Regions from separate parts of the Homo sapiens genome. Here region 1 is linked to region 2. Evidence: chromatin loops called from intact Hi-C (ENCODE). Cell type or tissue: dorsolateral prefrontal cortex. All regions are shown on one strand.

Region 1 (8,000 bases), 96 kb after region 2:
CACCTGTGCAGTTGGGTCTGGTGGCCACACCTGGATCTCAAGTGGGTGGCAAGAACTCACCTCTCGGATTTTTCGCCTCTTGCCAAACATGATCTTCTGGTACAGGTACTTCTCCCGCTTCTTCATCATCATAATGGCCAGGCGCTTGGCCTCACTCTCCTCCTCCTGGGCCAGCCGCTGCTTATCCTCCAGCTTCAAGGTGCCTGCCATCACCCTGGGCTTCTGGGGACACAAGGAGGGTGCTTATGGGGGCAGGTTCTCCCGACCTCCACAGTCCTCTGGCTCCTGACCTTCTAGGCCAGAGCAGGCACCAAGCAGGGCTGCTTCCCAGGCCAAGCCCCGCATTGCAGCTCCCCCTACCTTCCCCTCCATCCTCTGCTCTTCCAGGGCTGCCAGCCGGGCCTCTTCCTCCTTTTCTGAACCAGCCTCTGCATCTTCCTCCTCCTCCTCATTTTCTCCCTCTTCATCACCATCACCTTCGTTGTTGTCGTCCTCTTCCTCCTCCTCTTCTGACTCATTCAGGTTTCCTAGAGAAAGCCAATGTCCTCTGAATGCCCTGGGAATCTACTGTCTCTCTGGCAGGGTGACAACAGGCCCAGGCCCCATCCTCTCTGACCCTGCCGTCTTTAGCCATGGGCAGTTCAGGGATGTCCCAATTGTGGCCCTCTCTTGCACCTCCCCACAGCCCAGCTGCCATCAGAGGAAATTCCAAGACCCCCAGTCCTGAGCTCTGTCGCCTCCAATGTAAACTCTGATGACAATGCAGCATGTTCTTCTGCTCAGTCATCCTGAACGTCAAATAACACCTGACCCCAGGAGGTAGATGTCCCTTCTCCTAAGCCTTATTCTACAGGTGACTTCAAAGGGCTTTCTGCTCCTACTGCCTGTTCCCTGGAGCTTTCCACCTTGGCAGCTAAGGGAAACAGCCAGCGTGGGCCCAGGGGTCAAGGCCAGCCCAGTCCCATCCCGCTCACCTGGGTCCTCTCCCCGCTGCAGAGCCAGCAGCTTCAGCTTCTCAGGTGGAACGTAATCTCCTTCCTTCTCGGTCACAAAGGGTGAAAGGTGTGGGGGCAGCTGCACCCCAGAGAAGTACTCTGCCACGGGGAGAAGGAGCCTGGCGTTCACTGAGTCAAACACCCACTGGGGCTGCACGTAGCACCTGGCGCAGAGTGGCAGGCAAAAACGAGTCACAGAGGGCAACTCAGGGTCCTGCTGCATCGCAGGGCCTTTGAGACAGGATACCCAGAAATCCGGACGAGGACCCTTGAGGGCCTACCTGCCAATGACTGAGGTCTGCTGCCCAGGCCGGTCGACAATCTGATGGGTGATGCGGGAGTCTGTGACGTCATAGGTGGCCCCAATGCACAAAGATTTGTCCCAGGACACTTCCCCACCAAAACTCCTACAGGGACAGGGAGAGCCCACACGGGTACACAGACATGAGCTGCCTGTCCTGAGACTCAGCTCCCTGGGACCTGCTGGCCACCCAGCCCATAAACTCACCCTCTTAGGACACAATTACCCCCTCCTCACCCCAGGATCCTTCAATCCTGGCTCAGCAGAGATCTGCCCACTGCCCATCCTTCTGTGCTAAGCTAGTAATAAAATGACGGCAGTTCCGCCCTCTGCTGAGCACTTCCTATGTGCTCAGTGCGGTGCCGAGCACTTTCCACACACTGTTTCATAAGAAGTGGAAACTGACACCATCCCAATGTTACCGATGGGCACCAGGGCAGGACCCAGACCAGAGCATGGCCGAACCAATGCTGTCAGCGGGCCCTTGAGCCTCCCTACCTGATGATGAAGGCCAGGGCCTCACGGGGCACCTCTCGGTTCAGGAAGAACTTCAGGCCCTCAAAAAGCTTCTTGTGCTTCTCCTGCGCCTCCAGCTCCTTCCTGCGGTCTTCCTCCTGCGCTGACATCTCCTGTTGAGAAAGGGGCCAGGCCTCGCACCACCAGGGCTGCCCACCCCCACTGGAGGGCCAGGGCTGGAGATAACGTCCACTCCAGCTTCCTTCTAGATCCTGGATCCTGCCTTCAAAGGAAACTCCAAGGCCCCACTCCTGAGCTCTGTTGCCTCCTATGTAAACTCTGATGACAATTCAGCCCATTCTTCTGCTCAGTTGCTTTGACCATCAAATAACACCTAATTATAGGATGCAAATGTCCCTAAGCTGGGAAACCCCCCACACGACCCCTCCCAGCCCTCCTGCCAGAAGGCAGTGCAGTGCTCACCCCATCGGTGGGAAACTCATCCACCTCGGCCTCCTCCTCTGTGGCAGGCACCACCACGCGGGCCAGGCTGGCACTGAGGGCTGCCAGTTTCTACAGGAGAGAAGGGGGCTGCTTGCAGTGGGGGACCTCATGCGGGCATGTGGCCAGGGTGGGGAGGGGCAGCAGTGACAGTCCTGGGCATCAGCAGGTGTGGGTTCCAAGGGCAGGCTGAGACCACCCACCTAGCCATAACCACCCCCACTCTGAACCAGACCCCCAGAGGTGTTGGGGACAGAGACCACTCCCTTGGGAGATGCCGGATGATGCTCCTGGAGCCTCTCACCTCCATACAACTCTCGGAGTCCAACGCGTAGGTGCCCTCACCGGCCTTTGCCTCTGCTTGGGCCTGACCCTCGAGCTAGTAGGCAAAGGGAAGGTCAGGAGGCAGAGGACAGCCACAGCCCCTCGCCTCTGTGTGGACAGAGAAGGGCTGTGGCCCCTGCACGGCGAGCAGAAGGCACTGGGCTGGGGTCCTACCTTCGGGGGATAGTGGAGGTTGAGCAACTGGTAAAGGCGGAAGTTGACAAAGCCCAGCAGCGTGGTGTAGAACTCGGTGAAGGTGGCCATGACCCTGTAGTCCACGTCTGTCGGGTGCTGGGGAACACAAGAGATGCATGAGCAGTGTGGGTGCAGGGATGGGGGCAAAGGAGGGACAGACAACCCACAGAGTGGAGGGTGTCTGACCTACCCAAAGACCCCAAGCTCCTCAAGAAGGCTCTGCCCTTAAGGCGCTGCCCTAGGGAAGGGGTGGCATGGATCTTCCCACCAGGGGCGTTCCGGCCACAAGTGTTCCCAGCCACAAGTGAGGCTCTGGATAGGGGTCCCAAGGGTTAGACGCATCCTGGAAGTCAGTGCCAGACCCCCATAAAAGAGTGAGAAAAGGGACCCTGGTCCCTGCTGCTCCGAAGACTGGCTGGCCCTCCCCTCCCTGCTCCGGCTCTCCCACTTCCTTCAGGTCTAGCTCAGACTCGGACAGACCACTTTCCGACCTGGCCAGAGCTCCTGCCTTCTACATCACCTAGTCTACAATCTTTGCTGCATGTCTGCTGCTGGGCTAGCGTGTGAGCACCAGAGGGTGGTGCTCCCAGCGCTGTCTCTAGCCCAGAGGGGCTGGCAAAACCTTGGCTGACTAAGGTGCCTTGGGAAGGCCAGGCCCAGCGGGGGCGGGGGAAGCATGGGGCTCAGGCCGCCCACTGAGTCCCACCTCTGAACCTTGGGATGGACACTCAGAATTGAGTGACTCCCTCCTTGGGCCCAAGCCAGGTCCAGAGGCATGACCCGAGGGGCCAGGGTAGGCTGGCAGCTGGCCTGGCTCAGCCCCCAGGGAGCTCTTGGGAAATGGCCAGCAGACAAAACTACTTTTTGCTCAGGGAAAAGGCACAGAGCTGTCATCCCAGCAGCAGGGGACACAGAAGGCTCATCTTTGCCCTGGAGCAGTTAATAGGGCAAAACAGGGCAAAGAACTGAGGCCCAGACAGAATCACAACTCTTGAGCAGTTCTGCCCCCTAAAACCATGGAGGCCGAGCCAGCCCATTTGGCCCCCAGGACGCGGCAGGATGTTCCGAGCAACGTGAAAATCAGTAGTGATCACCATGGGTGCCGGGTGTGCCCATGACTCTTAGCTGTTCCGCTATTCTGCTGCCAGACAGTGACCTGTGCTGTGAGAGCACATAGGGCCAAGAGAAGCCCTGCCTGTTCCCTCACTCACACCGCCATCCTTCCATGAGAATCTGTGAGGGCCCCTGACAGGCACATCTGGGGACCAACCCCATTTCCCACAGCCCAGCACTGAGCAGGGAGACCCCGCCCCTACAACCAGCCTGAGTTCCACAGCTATGAACCCAACCCTGGCTGCTCACAGGAGGGGCACAACTGGGCTCCGCTACGACCTAGTGCCAGTCCTCCCCATCCGCTGAGAGGAAGCAACGGCAGTGAACTGGCCAAGGAGGAAAGGGGAATGCGTGGCTGGCTCCCTTCCCCCAGGGCCAGCTGTGTGGAGGCCGGCCCACCACAGGGCCCTATTCACCACCAGGGAGGACACACAAAGACCAGTCTGAGCAGCATGGGGGCAGGACATCAGAGAGAAGGAAGGACCAAGAGGAAGGCAGGAAGGAAGGAGGAGGAGAGGAGGGCTGGGGAAGGGAAGAAGGAAGGGCCACCCACACGTGCCCCAGGGGGAGAGGGAACAGGGACTGCTGAGGGCCAAGCCCGCCTCTCACTCGCAAACAGGCCACAGCCTCACCACCAGACAGCCAGTCAGGGTAGGTTCCAGTCCTTGCAACCCCACCCACAAGGGATCATAAGTAACAGCCCAGGGCACCTAGAGTCCCAGCTCCCCCTGGAGCCCCTGATAATCTGGGCAGCAGAGCCACTGTGCTAACTGGACCGGCAGCGGCTGCTCTCCGCTGAAGGCACCAGTTCCCACTCAATGATCAAGCAAGGTGGGCTAAATGCAGGCCACCAGCACAGGGAGGCAGGAGAGCCTGGCCCACCTGCGGGGCACTAGAAGCTCCATGAGAGGGCAAAACCAGGGTTTCTCTCAGTGGATCCCTGCCAACAATTCCCAGGATTTCAAAGAGATAAAGAAAAAGGCTGGGCTCTGTGGCTCACGCCTATAATCCTAGCACTTTGGGAGGCTGAGATTGGAGGACTGCTTGAGCTCAGGAGTTCCAGACCAGTCTGGGTAATATAGTGAGACCCTATCTCTATTTTAAAAGAAAAAGAAAACAATATATGTAGGAAACAGTGCCACATGCTAAGTGCTTCTCCTGTGCTCACCGTTCCCCTTCTCTCCCAGTCCCCGAGTCCTGTGGGGCAGAGAGGCAGGAAGGGGGAAGCAGAGAAGGGAGGCAAGGCCACTTGGCCAAGGTCTGGCAGCTATCGGCAGCAAAGCAGGGACGAGGAGCCCAGTAGGTTCGAGGGCAGGGCTCTGCCACTGTCCCCGTGGTGGCACCACATGGTGCTGGGCATGCAGGCTGGGTATGGCCCTGATAGCTGTTCTCACTGTTTATTCGGCCCTAAAAGGCCAAGCACCAGGCACTGTTAAGGGTGTAGACACTGTTAACTGAGGCACAGAGAGGTGAAAGGAACACGTCCAAGGGCACGCAGCTGGCAGGTGCTGCCATAGGGCTAGCTTAGGCTCCCGCTCTTAATGAGGATGCTGTGTGGCACATTCTGCCGCGCCTCACCCCTCATCAACAGTTGGGAACCCAGCACTTGCTAAACTCCATGGACAGCAAAATCCCCCTTCCTCCACATCCATATCTGTCTAGGAGGCAGCACAAGCCCGTCCCCTCCCGACAGGCACACTCACGTCATGGGAGAAGGCATAGGGAGTGATCCACACGATGGGCTGCCCCAGTACCTCGGCCTGGTAGTAAATGCCTTTGATGGACAGGAAGACCTAGGGGAGAGGAGGAGACATCTGGGTGAAGACCATGGGGTGGCAGGAGAGGGGGCAGGGTGGGATGCCAGCCGGGCAGTCCCAGGCTCACCTTGCGCAGGGCACGGGCAGCGATAATGTAGTGCATGAACTCCACAGTGAGCCGGCGGCACAGCTGAATGGTCTGCACGTGGCACTTGCCAGTCCGCGGGAAGGTGGAAAACAGGAAGCACATGGAGAGGGCATCGTCCAGGTCCCGCAGGGCATCGATGAACGTGGGATACCTGCATGGCCAGTGAGGCAGCACATGGGGCCTGTTCAGCGTGGGTGCCAAGGGGGACCCTGATCTCCTTATCCCACCCCAGATGCCCCGTTCCTCAAGCCAGGCCTCACCACTGCCACCTCCTGACCTGGCAGGAGCAGCTTCCCCACAGCTGACCACAGCCCCTAGGAGGAACCACTTAACCAGGATGCGCCCACTAGGCTCTGAGGACCAGAGAAGTCCCGATGGGGGTCCTCAAGACACCGAATGCTCACCAAAGACCCAGCCTTGACCCACGTGCGGATTTTGTGGTGCACGACGGTAGACGGAGTCAGGGGCTCTATGACTCTCTTTGAAGGTGGAAACTTTAGTGCACAGACACTCTACAGGGAGGTCCAAAATGGAAAATGGGAAACCGAAGCTGCCCTGGTGGAGCAGGGAGCGGGGTGGGGGCTGCTTCCCCTCAGCAGCACTTATGACTGGGCCTGGCCACCGGTCGCCAGCGTAGGTTATGTCTTCCATGCCTCTCATCCCTTGGACATGTCTAGTTGGCAGAACCAATGAGACCCAGGGAATTGGGTCCAGGAAGAGCCAGAGCAGAATGTGTTTCGGGGAATCCTCTGGTAAATGACGAAGCCAACAAGGATGAGCCACCCTGGGCACTGTGTGGCTGCCCTGTTGAGGGACAGAGGCATGGGTCACAGAGAAGACACGGAACCACAAGTAACGACACCTGGATTCCAGTCCCGGTCTGAGCTGTGACCCAGACTCTTCATTTACAACTGGGCTCTTGCAGCTCCCTAGAAACACCTTGAGCCCAAGCGGACAGACAGAGCTTCAAGCCTCTCTCCCGCAGCCACAGCAGCTGCCAGAGACGCTGGCATCCAAACTGCCTTCCAGGAAGCTACCTTTTCAAAAATCATTTTTGTTACTTTTTCTATTTTCTTTTTTCCAAATGCCCAGTCTTCAAGGAGAAGAAGCTTCCTTTTGAAGAATGGGTTCTGGTCAGGGGTTGGGGGGAGTGGGGGCAGGGGTTAAAAAAAAAAAAAAGAATGGGTTCTGCTATTTCAAAAAAGACTCCAAAATCCATGAGACCAGACATTGCCAAGGTCCTTCCAGCCCCAGATAGCATCACTCACTGCTGCGAGTCAGAAGTCTGCCAGGTCTTCAAACCCATGCCAAGATGCAAGAAAGGCCTGCAGAGACCTCTGATGAGGCAGCAGAACAGCTGTCTGGTTTCTTGGTGCAGAGGTGGCGGCCTCAACTGGCCCCCTCTGGTGCCTTGTAGTTTCCTCACTCTCCACCTCACAGACAAAACCAAGAACCCAGGCTTTCTGTAGAAACAGCACCAGCATTTCTGGGCCAACTGCTTTTCTTTCTTAAGCTCTGGCTCTAGCTAAGGAGCTGGGGATGGTGTAGTATGAGATCACCACAACCACATCACCACACTTGGTGTGTGTATGAATCCAGGCACTTGCTTTTCGTGTGTGGCTTTTTTTCATTTATTTCACCTAACACTGTGTGCCACAGGCAGGACAGGAACTACCATCATCTCTTCTGAAGATGGGGACCTGCTCGGGCTAGGAAATACCCTCTGGCCACCCAGCTCATGTGCCACACAGCTGGGATGCGAACACCAGCTGTCTAGCTCCTAGGCCAGGGCACTTCCTGTGACAGCCCACAGCCAGGTTGGATGAAGCCAACCCGAGCCATCCTAGAGCTCAGTGTTCCTGGGCCATCAGCCTCCAAAGATGACAGACATTTACCAGTCCAGGGGTTCTGAACTTTACCACTACTGACATTCCGGGTCAGACTATTCTATGTTGTGGGGGACTACTATAGCGTATTTAGCAGCATCACTGGCCTCTCTCCACTCAACACCAATAGCACGTCCATCCAAGTCGTGAGAACCAAAAAGAGTCTCCAGACATTGCCAAATGTCCACTGGAAAAGCAAGATCACCCCTGATTAAGAATTGCTGATTTAGGCTGAGTGCGGTGACTCACACCTGTAATCCCAGCACTTTGAGAGGCCGAGGTGGGTAGATCACGTGAGGTCAGCCTGGCCAACATGGGGAAACC
Region 2 (8,000 bases):
AATCTTCTATTCTATGGATAGACCACGTTTTGTTTATCTGTTCATCAGTTGATGGACATTTGGGTTATTTCCGCTTTTTTGGCTATTATGAATAATGTTGGTATGACTATGTTTTGTATCAGTTTTTGTGGGAACATAGGTTTTCACTTCTTTTGGGTATAACCTTAGGAGTGGAATTGCTGGCTTGTATAGTGATTCTATATTTAACCTTTGAGGAACTGCCTTTCTATTTTCCAATGTGGCTACACTATTTTACATTCCCACTAGCAGTGTATGAGGGCCGCAATTTCTTCACATCCTTGCCAACATCGTTCACATCTTTTGTTATTTTCCATTTGCTTTTTTTTTTTTTATCATAGCCATTGTAGTGGCTGTCAAGTGGTATCTCATTGTGGTTTTGAATTGCATTTCTCCAACAACTATGCAATTGAGCATCTTTTCATGTGCTTATTGGCCATTTGTATATTGTCTATGGAGAAATGTCTAGTCAAACTTTAAAAATGTCTATCTATTGGACCAGGCACGGTGGCTCACACCTGTAATCCCAGCACTTTGGGAGGCCGAGGTGGGTTGATCACTTGAGGTCAAGAGTTCGAGACTAGCCGGACCAACATGGTGAAACCTCGTCTCTACTAAAAATACAAAAATAAATTAGCTGGGCATGGTGGTGCATGGTATCACCAGGTTGCCCAGGATGGTCTCAAACTCCTGAGCTCAAGCAATCTGCCTGCCTCGGCCTCCCAAAGTGCTAGGATTACAGGCATGAGCCACTGTGCCTGGCCTTGATACAGATTCTTTATTGCTTAGTTTCATCTCCCTTCTTCTCTCAGAAATTAAAATTAAGTATGATCATGATGACGATGTTGATGATACTGCTGCTGCTGCTGTCTGTACTACGCAATACCAATGGCCACCAAGAAGTCAAGACACTCTGGAGAAGACTCCAAAGACCTCTGAGGTGGGAACACAAATCCTGGTCAAGTTCATAAGGATTTCCCTTTCCTCTTTCATACAACACCCTTGCTATTTATTACAGGAATGGGTTGCTATGGTTACAGGAACATGGGGGAGGACAGTGAATGATTCTATAAAGTGAAAGAGGCCTTAATTTGTATGTTGTCTAGGGTTGGAGCTGGCACATCTCTTCCCACAATGCCTGGGGTTACCCAAAGGGCATCAAGTGTCCCAAATTCTTCATGCCAAACTGGTCTCTGTTTTCATTGGCATTTGTGGAAAGCCTGTAGTGCCTAAGGCTACTGGGGAGAGGACCTGGGTCTGAGGGTGATCACCAACAAAAGAGCCCAAGCAGTTGTCATTCCTCTCCCAACCCTGGGCAAATAATCCACAAATAGTTCAGAAATGGATGCTGCTGAAACATGGGCCTGGCTATCTGGATTTGAATCTTAACTTCACCTCTAATGTGTTGTGTGATCTTGAGTCTCACAAGGAAATTGAAGCTGGTAACATCTCCTTCTTACAGGGTACTGAGATGACCAGTGTAGAAGAGACCAATAAGCTACCTCACCTACTGCCTAGCACATGGTAAGTGATCAACAGTGTAGGCCTTTACCGCTATTACGAGGCTAGTCACCCAGCCTGCTTTCAGCTCCAAGACTAGGACACAGCTAGGCGAGCCCATTCTTTCCTGTTGCTTCTCCCCTGTTCTGTGGCTACCCTGCTCTACCCTCTTCTTGGGTCTCTCTGAAGTAGTGGGTCATGCTGCCAGACTCTGCCCTTTGGCGGTGCTCTTGGCATGACCCAACCTGGGTGTGGACGGTCCAGGGAAGCACATGGCTCTGGTGGTAAATGGTCCAGGAAGGCACATGGAGTCTCTGGAGTCAGACATCCTGAGTTCCAACCCTGGTGCCACCACTGAGCAAATGTCTGTTTCTGAGCCTTACTTTCCTCTCCTGTAAAACAGGAATAATTATGTTTATTTTATTATTTTATTTTATTTTATTTTAAGACAGAGTCTCACTCTGTCACCAGGCTGGAGTGCAGTGGCGCGATCTCGGATCACTGCAACCTCCACCTCCCCGGTTCAAGCAATTCTCCTGCCTCAACCTCCCGAGTAGCTGGGATTACAGGTGTGTGCCACTATGCCCAGCTAATTTTTGTATTTTTAGTAGTGGCGGGGTTTCACCATGTTGGCTAGGATGGTCTCGATCTCCTGACCTCATGATCCGCCCGCCTCGGCCTCCCAAAGTGCTGGGATTACTGGTGTGAGCCACCGCACCTGGTCTATGTTTATTTTATAAGGCTGCCATGAAGATTAAACAAAGTGGCATAGATAGAGCCACAAGCTTATGCAGGTGCTTAGTAAATGGTATCTGGTTTTTTTTTGGAACCTCTGGGAAGTGCAGCTGGGGTGTGGGGAAGGGACCCTAACTGATAGGGCCTGGGTGGCGGTGTGGCCTAGGGAAGGCCTTTCAAGACAGGGTTCCAGTGCCCTTGAGCGTGCATTTAACAAGGTTGGAGAGGGAGTCCTAGGCTGAAGGTACAGCATGAGCAAAGGCAGAGGGGCAGGAAAGAGCTTGATGAATTGGTGAATTTAAGTCATGGGATGTGTCTGGAACTGGGGTGCAGTGGCCAGGTTGCAGAGGGCCTTGCAAGCTACCACTGAGGCTGATTTTACCCAGGGGTACGTGGGGCACTAGAGAAGGGCTTATGCAGAGAATGATGTGATCAGATTTGCATTTCAGAAAGATTTTATTCTGGCTGCCCTGCGGAATCTGGACAGGAGTGGGTAGAAATGGGCACAGAGAGGGTACGGTGGCTCACACCTGTAACCCCAGCACTCTGGGAGGCCAAAGTGGGAGGATTGCTTGAGTCCAGGAGTTCAAGACCAGCCTGGGCTTCATAACAAAACCCTATCTCTACAAAAAATAAAAAATTAGCTAAACATGGTGGTGCACACCTGTAGTCCCTGCTACTCAGGAGGTGAGGTGGAAGGATCACCCGAGCCCAGGAGGTCGAGGCTACAGTGATGATTGTACCACTGCACTCCAGCCTGGGCAACAGAGTGACACCCTGTCTCAAAAAAAAAAGAAAAAGAAAAAGAAACGGAGCCTGCAAGTGACAGACCCAGGATCTAAAACGAGGTCAGGCTGCCTTTTTCCGCCACTCCAGGTGGCCCCACGAACAGCCTGGGCCTGGTGAACTTGGCTTCAACCGGCCTGGAAAGTAACCTTCCAATGAGCCCATGCTAAGGGCCACCCCAGTTCACGCTCCTGGTGGACAGGGGTGCGGCTGGCCCAACACTGCCCCCTGGTGGTTAAAAGCAGAAGTCCCCTGAGCATCGCTCAGTTTGGGCCGGGCCTCCTCCCTACCCGCACACCAAGTGTGCGGTCTGGTAGATGGACACAGATTCACGGCTTACCTCTCCCGCTTTGTGTTGTGTGATGTGATAATTCACTTCCTGCCCTGAGCCTCACTTTCCTCATCTGTAGGCTGCGGATGGTGCTTCCTGCCTCAGCTTGGGCCTGGCTCACAGTCGGTATTTGGGCATGGAGCTGGCACCATCACTTCCCACCGAGATGCACAAACGTCTGAGCAGCTTTCTCCCAATCCTGGGCCTTCCCTCCACCCCAGGAACCCAGCACCTCACTTTGTCCCACTGTGTGGCCCCCTGCCCCACACTGGCCTTCCCTGCAGGGGCCCACACGCCATCAACCCTCGTCTCCCCTACTGCAGGCTGGGGGCACCAGCGGCAGCTGACCTGGGTACTGGTTCACTGGACACAGAGGCTTTGGCCAAGGCACTGCCCCCTGCTGAGCTTCGGTTTCCTGGCCTGTAAAATGGGGCTATAATCTCTGTCTGCTTCAGGACTTAATGTGAAGCGGCTGTGCAAACTGTGGAGTGCTGTGCCATGAAGCTCTGGTGAAGACCTACTCTGAGCACCTGCCTAGACTTTCTTACAGTGGTGTCCTCCCTAGCTTGGGCTCCTTGGGCAGTGAGGTGGGCTGGGGCAGGTGAGCCTCTCCAACAGCCATTGAAACACCCGCAACCCTGGGGCCTGGGGTGGTGGCTCACGCCTGTAATTCCAACACTTTGGGAGGCCAAGGTGGGAGGACCACTTCAGGCCAGGAGTTCGAGACCAGTCTGGGCAACATAGTGAGACCCCATTTCCAAAAAAAAAAAATTAGCCAGGTGCAGTGGTGCACACCTGTGGTCCCAGCTACTCAGGATGCTGAGGCAAAAGGATGGTTTTTGCCGGAGTTCAAGGCTGCAGTGATCTATGACTGGGCCACTGCACTCCAGCCTGAGAAACAGAGTAAGACCCTATCTCAAAAAAAAAAAAAAAAAAAAAGGAAAACACGCCCATGGGTCCTTGACCTGCTGCCCTCCTCACCTGCTTCTCCCCAAAGACTGTGGGGACTTCCAGGGAGGAGATGGGCTAGGGAGAGCAGGTCCCACCTCCATTATCTGGACAGGTGAGGCCTGGGTATTTCCAATTGCCTCATTTTGAGCAAGAGTTTTGATCTGTGGCCTCCTGCCAAGATTTTGCCATTCTTTCCTGACAAACTACACGGCTGTTTTGTAACCGGCATTATAAAATGGTTTTATTAATTATTAATAACTATTTAATGTGTACACAGTTATCCATGAAGAAATAGGAAATACCAGTGAGTTGTTACCAGCGTTGCCCCAGGCTGGGAGAGCCCTTCCAGCTTTCCTTTGGCCTCTGACACCCCTGCCCCACTGACCGCCCACCCCCCATTCCTGTCTGGAAGGCTCGCCTGCCATCATCCCGCACATCCGACAGCTCTCCCTTCAGGGTCACCTCCTCCTTGGACAAAGCATACGTGACCCCTTGTCAGGTTTCTTGGCTGGGTGCTCCCCCAGAGTTTGGCTCCTGCCCCCAACCAAGCATGCATGGTGACAATGCACCCACTTGATAACTGATCACTGGTGTCACTTCCACCTCCCTCCCTCCATGAGCGCAAACCTCCGGTTAATACAGTTGGGTCAGCCCAGGGTCCTCGGTGTCCCCAGAGTCTGCCATGCCTGGTGCTGGGCAGATACTCAATAAACACCCAAAATCAGGCCGGGCTCAGTGGCTCACACCTGTGACCTCAGCACTTTGGGAAGCTGAGGCAGGGAGGATGGCTTGAGCCTAGAAGTTCAAGACCAGCCTGGGCAACATAGCAAGACCCCTGTCTCTACTTTTTTTTCTTTTTTTTTTTGAGACGGAATCTCGCTCTGTCGCCCAGGCTGGAGTGCAGTGGCGTGATCTCGCCTCACTGCAAGCTCCGCCTCCAGATTCACGTCATTCTCCTGCCTCAGCCCCTCGAGTAGCTGGGACTACAGGTGCCCGCCATCACGCCCAGCTAATTTTTTGTATTTTTAGTAGAGACAGGGTTTCACCGTGTTAGCCAGGATGGTCTCCATCTCCTGATCTCGTGATCTGCCCGCCTCGGCCTCCCAAAGTGCTGGGATTACAGGCGTGAGCCACCGCGCCCGGCCTGTCTCTACTTTTAAAAAATTAAATTAAATTAAATTAATATCAATGAGTGAATAAATGAAGAAACAAACTTTGGGCAAGCCACTGCCCCTCTCTGGGTGACTTTTTTTTTTCAGTTTTGTAAAAAAGTGACAGTGTTAAAAATTAGACATGGAGGCCAGGCATGGTGGCTCATACCTGTAATCCCAGCACTTTGGGAGGCTGAGCCAGGCAGATCACTTGAGGTCAGGGGTTTGAGATCAGCCTGGCCAACATGGTGAAACCCCATCTCTACTAAAAATACAAAAATCAGCCAGGTGTGGTGGTGCATGTCTGTAGTCCCAGCTACTCGGGAGGCTGAGGTGGGAGAATCGCTTGAACCTGGGAGGTGAATGTTGTAGTGAGCTGAGATCGCGCCACTGTACTCCAGTCTAGGCAACAGAGACTCTATCTCAGAAAAGAAAAGAAAAAAAATAATTGGAAATGGGTTGCTGAGGACATGTGCCCCTGCTCCCTGCTGAGCTCCCAGTGTGCCCCTCCCCTCCTGAATTGGTAGGAGATTCTGCTCTCACCTCTGCAGGCGATCACTGCTCACTGCAATTCAGTCACTAGTGCCTGCACCTGACCCCATTTTTGTTTGCCACCCCCGCAGCCAGCCCGTATTTGTGATCACGGCCCTGTGATCAGAGTCTCAGGAAACACTTGTGCATGGGGCAGAGCAATCCTTGCTGCCTGCAAGGAAACCAGACAAGGCTGTGCTGATGGAAAATCGGCTGTAGTTACATGGGCAAGAATCAGAGTTCAAGTCTAGGAACCCCTGGTTTTTAGGCAGAGGACATCAAGGCAGAGGATGTCAAAGCTGAAGTGAGGCATTACAATCCCCCATCATGACAACCGGTGGGCCTTGTGAAATTTAGCACAGGTCCTCCCGGCTCCAGTTGGCCACAGCCTGCCATGGAAGCCCAAGTGCCTCTGGGCACTCCAAATATCACTGCATCTGGGAAAGCAGCAGACAGCGTGGCCATGCAGTGCAACAGGGTAGTGGGGATGCCTGTCACATCTCCGATGCAGAGGCAGCCCCTGGACATGGGGATGTCCTGTGACTCTTGCCCGACAGCCCAGGCCATCTCCTTGGAGCCAGCGCAGCCATTTTTTTTTTTTTTTTTTTTTTTGCCAATCTGCTCAAACACCCAGTTGGAACAGGAATGCCTCGTGGCACTGGCTTTAGGAGTTTAATCTAGATGGTTTGCTGTTTCTAGCAGCAGAGCACCTGTTCAGACTCTACGTATATGCACCCATGAATGGTGCAGCTGCCAAGAGAACCAAAGCTAAATGTTGGCAGGATCACAGCAGGTGTGGAGGGGAGGTCACTGGGAATTCCCTGGAGACTCAGTCGTTACCCACTCAACTGGAAGGCTGAGCATGGCTTTTTCCTCTGATGGTTACCCATGCCAGGCCCCACCTCTCCATGTCCAATGTTCTTTCTTTATTTGTTTGTTTGTTTGTTTGTTTGTTTAGAGACGGAGTCTGGCTCTGTTGCCCAGGCTGGAGTGCAGTGGCACGATCTCAGCTCACTACAACCTCCGCCTCCTGGGTACAAGCGATTCTCCTGCCTCAGCCTCCTGAGTAGCTGGGATTACAGGTGCACGCCACCATGCCCGGCTAATTTTTGTATTTTTAGTAGAGACAGGGTTTCACCATGTTGCCCAGGCTGGTCCCGAACTCCTGATCTCAGGTGATCTGCCCAACTCAGCCTCCCAAACTGCTGGGATTATAGGCGTGAGCCACCACGCCCAGTCCATTTCCAATTTTCCATCCAGTGGTGGCAGAACAAACTTGGATGGGCCCCAGTGCTCTGCTGGAACCAGGACCCTCACCCAGCTGCCTCCAGCTGGGCCTGCCCACCCCTGCTGACCTCCTACATGCAGAGAACAGGGCTTCTCTGCTCTTCAGGCCTGAAGCTGTGATGTCCACAGGACCTAGGAACCACGCACACCCCCTGAAGCTGGAACACCAGGCATGGGTGAGTCCTGGGTGGCTGGATCTTGTCAAGATGGGTGAAAGGGCAGCTTCTGCAAGCAGGACCCATCCTCAGTGGACTGGATCATCTTCAGCGTTCTCATTCTCAGCCGCATTCTCTGGGAACAGGGAAAGAGGTTCCTGTCTGAATCTTCAGCATGGGCTATGCACTGGTGGCCCCTTCCTGCTTGGCCACTGTGCCAGGTGAGCCTACAATGAGATGAAATGGTGACGTGGGACAAGTGGCTCTCTGCAGCCACCTCCAGCACCACCCTGCCTGGGAAGGCAGGGGTCAGAGGGGTGGGTGTGAAGGGGTTGGAGTGCACAGGTAGAGGTGGCTGGGGTCTTCACTGTGTTGGGGAGGGTCTCATCGCCTTGAGACTCTGCAGCGTCTCCTCAGAGGCCTTGTCGGGAAGCAGCACCTCCACAGTGTAGCTGAGCTTCTTGGCATGCATCCGGCTGTAGGTGTTGTCGAAGCGCAGGACATCTGCAGTGATGGAGAGGTGATCAGGGAGCACAAACCCCGCACATCTGCAGG

Evidence for each region. A loop is a pair of places that touch in the nucleus more often than their neighbours do. Peaks named below come from ENCODE experiments on the same cell type or tissue, not always from the same donor. Only the 100,000 strongest peaks of a DNase experiment are listed, where the experiment ranks them.
Region 1: it touches region 2 in a loop (1.9-fold over the local background); 2 of 110 quality-filtered maps call a loop at or near these places.

Annotation. Positions count from the first base shown.
Region 1 is chr22:30,578,777-30,586,776 of GRCh38, forward strand. PES1 (pescadillo ribosomal biogenesis factor 1) reads right to left here. Exons shown (of 15, transcript NM_014303.4): 5 at 5,770-5,941; 6 at 5,589-5,678; 7 at 2,752-2,868; 8 at 2,558-2,632; 9 at 2,236-2,325; 10 at 1,795-1,925; 11 at 1,277-1,402; 12 at 975-1,159; 13 at 361-527; 14 at 61-222. Among named protein-coding and RNA genes, the nearest start is that of GAL3ST1, 8.1 kb to the left of the region's middle. RefSeq lists an enhancer at 7,869-8,000. In dorsolateral prefrontal cortex, no CTCF peak of the experiment used is centred here; a DNase peak (open chromatin) is centred at 4,225; H3K27ac peaks cover 2,558 bases.
Region 2 is chr22:30,482,298-30,490,297 of GRCh38, forward strand. It overlaps SEC14L4 (SEC14 like lipid binding 4), which reads right to left. Exons shown (of 12, transcript NM_174977.4): 12 at 6,605-7,949. The coding sequence ends at 7,810. It overlaps LOC107985579 (a long non-coding RNA gene), which reads left to right and starts at 777. Exons shown (of 3, transcript XR_001755490.2): 1 at 777-958; 2 at 1,481-1,542; 3 at 3,450-4,087. In dorsolateral prefrontal cortex, CTCF peaks have their summits at 3,268 (motif pointing left) and 3,473; a DNase peak (open chromatin) is centred at 3,264.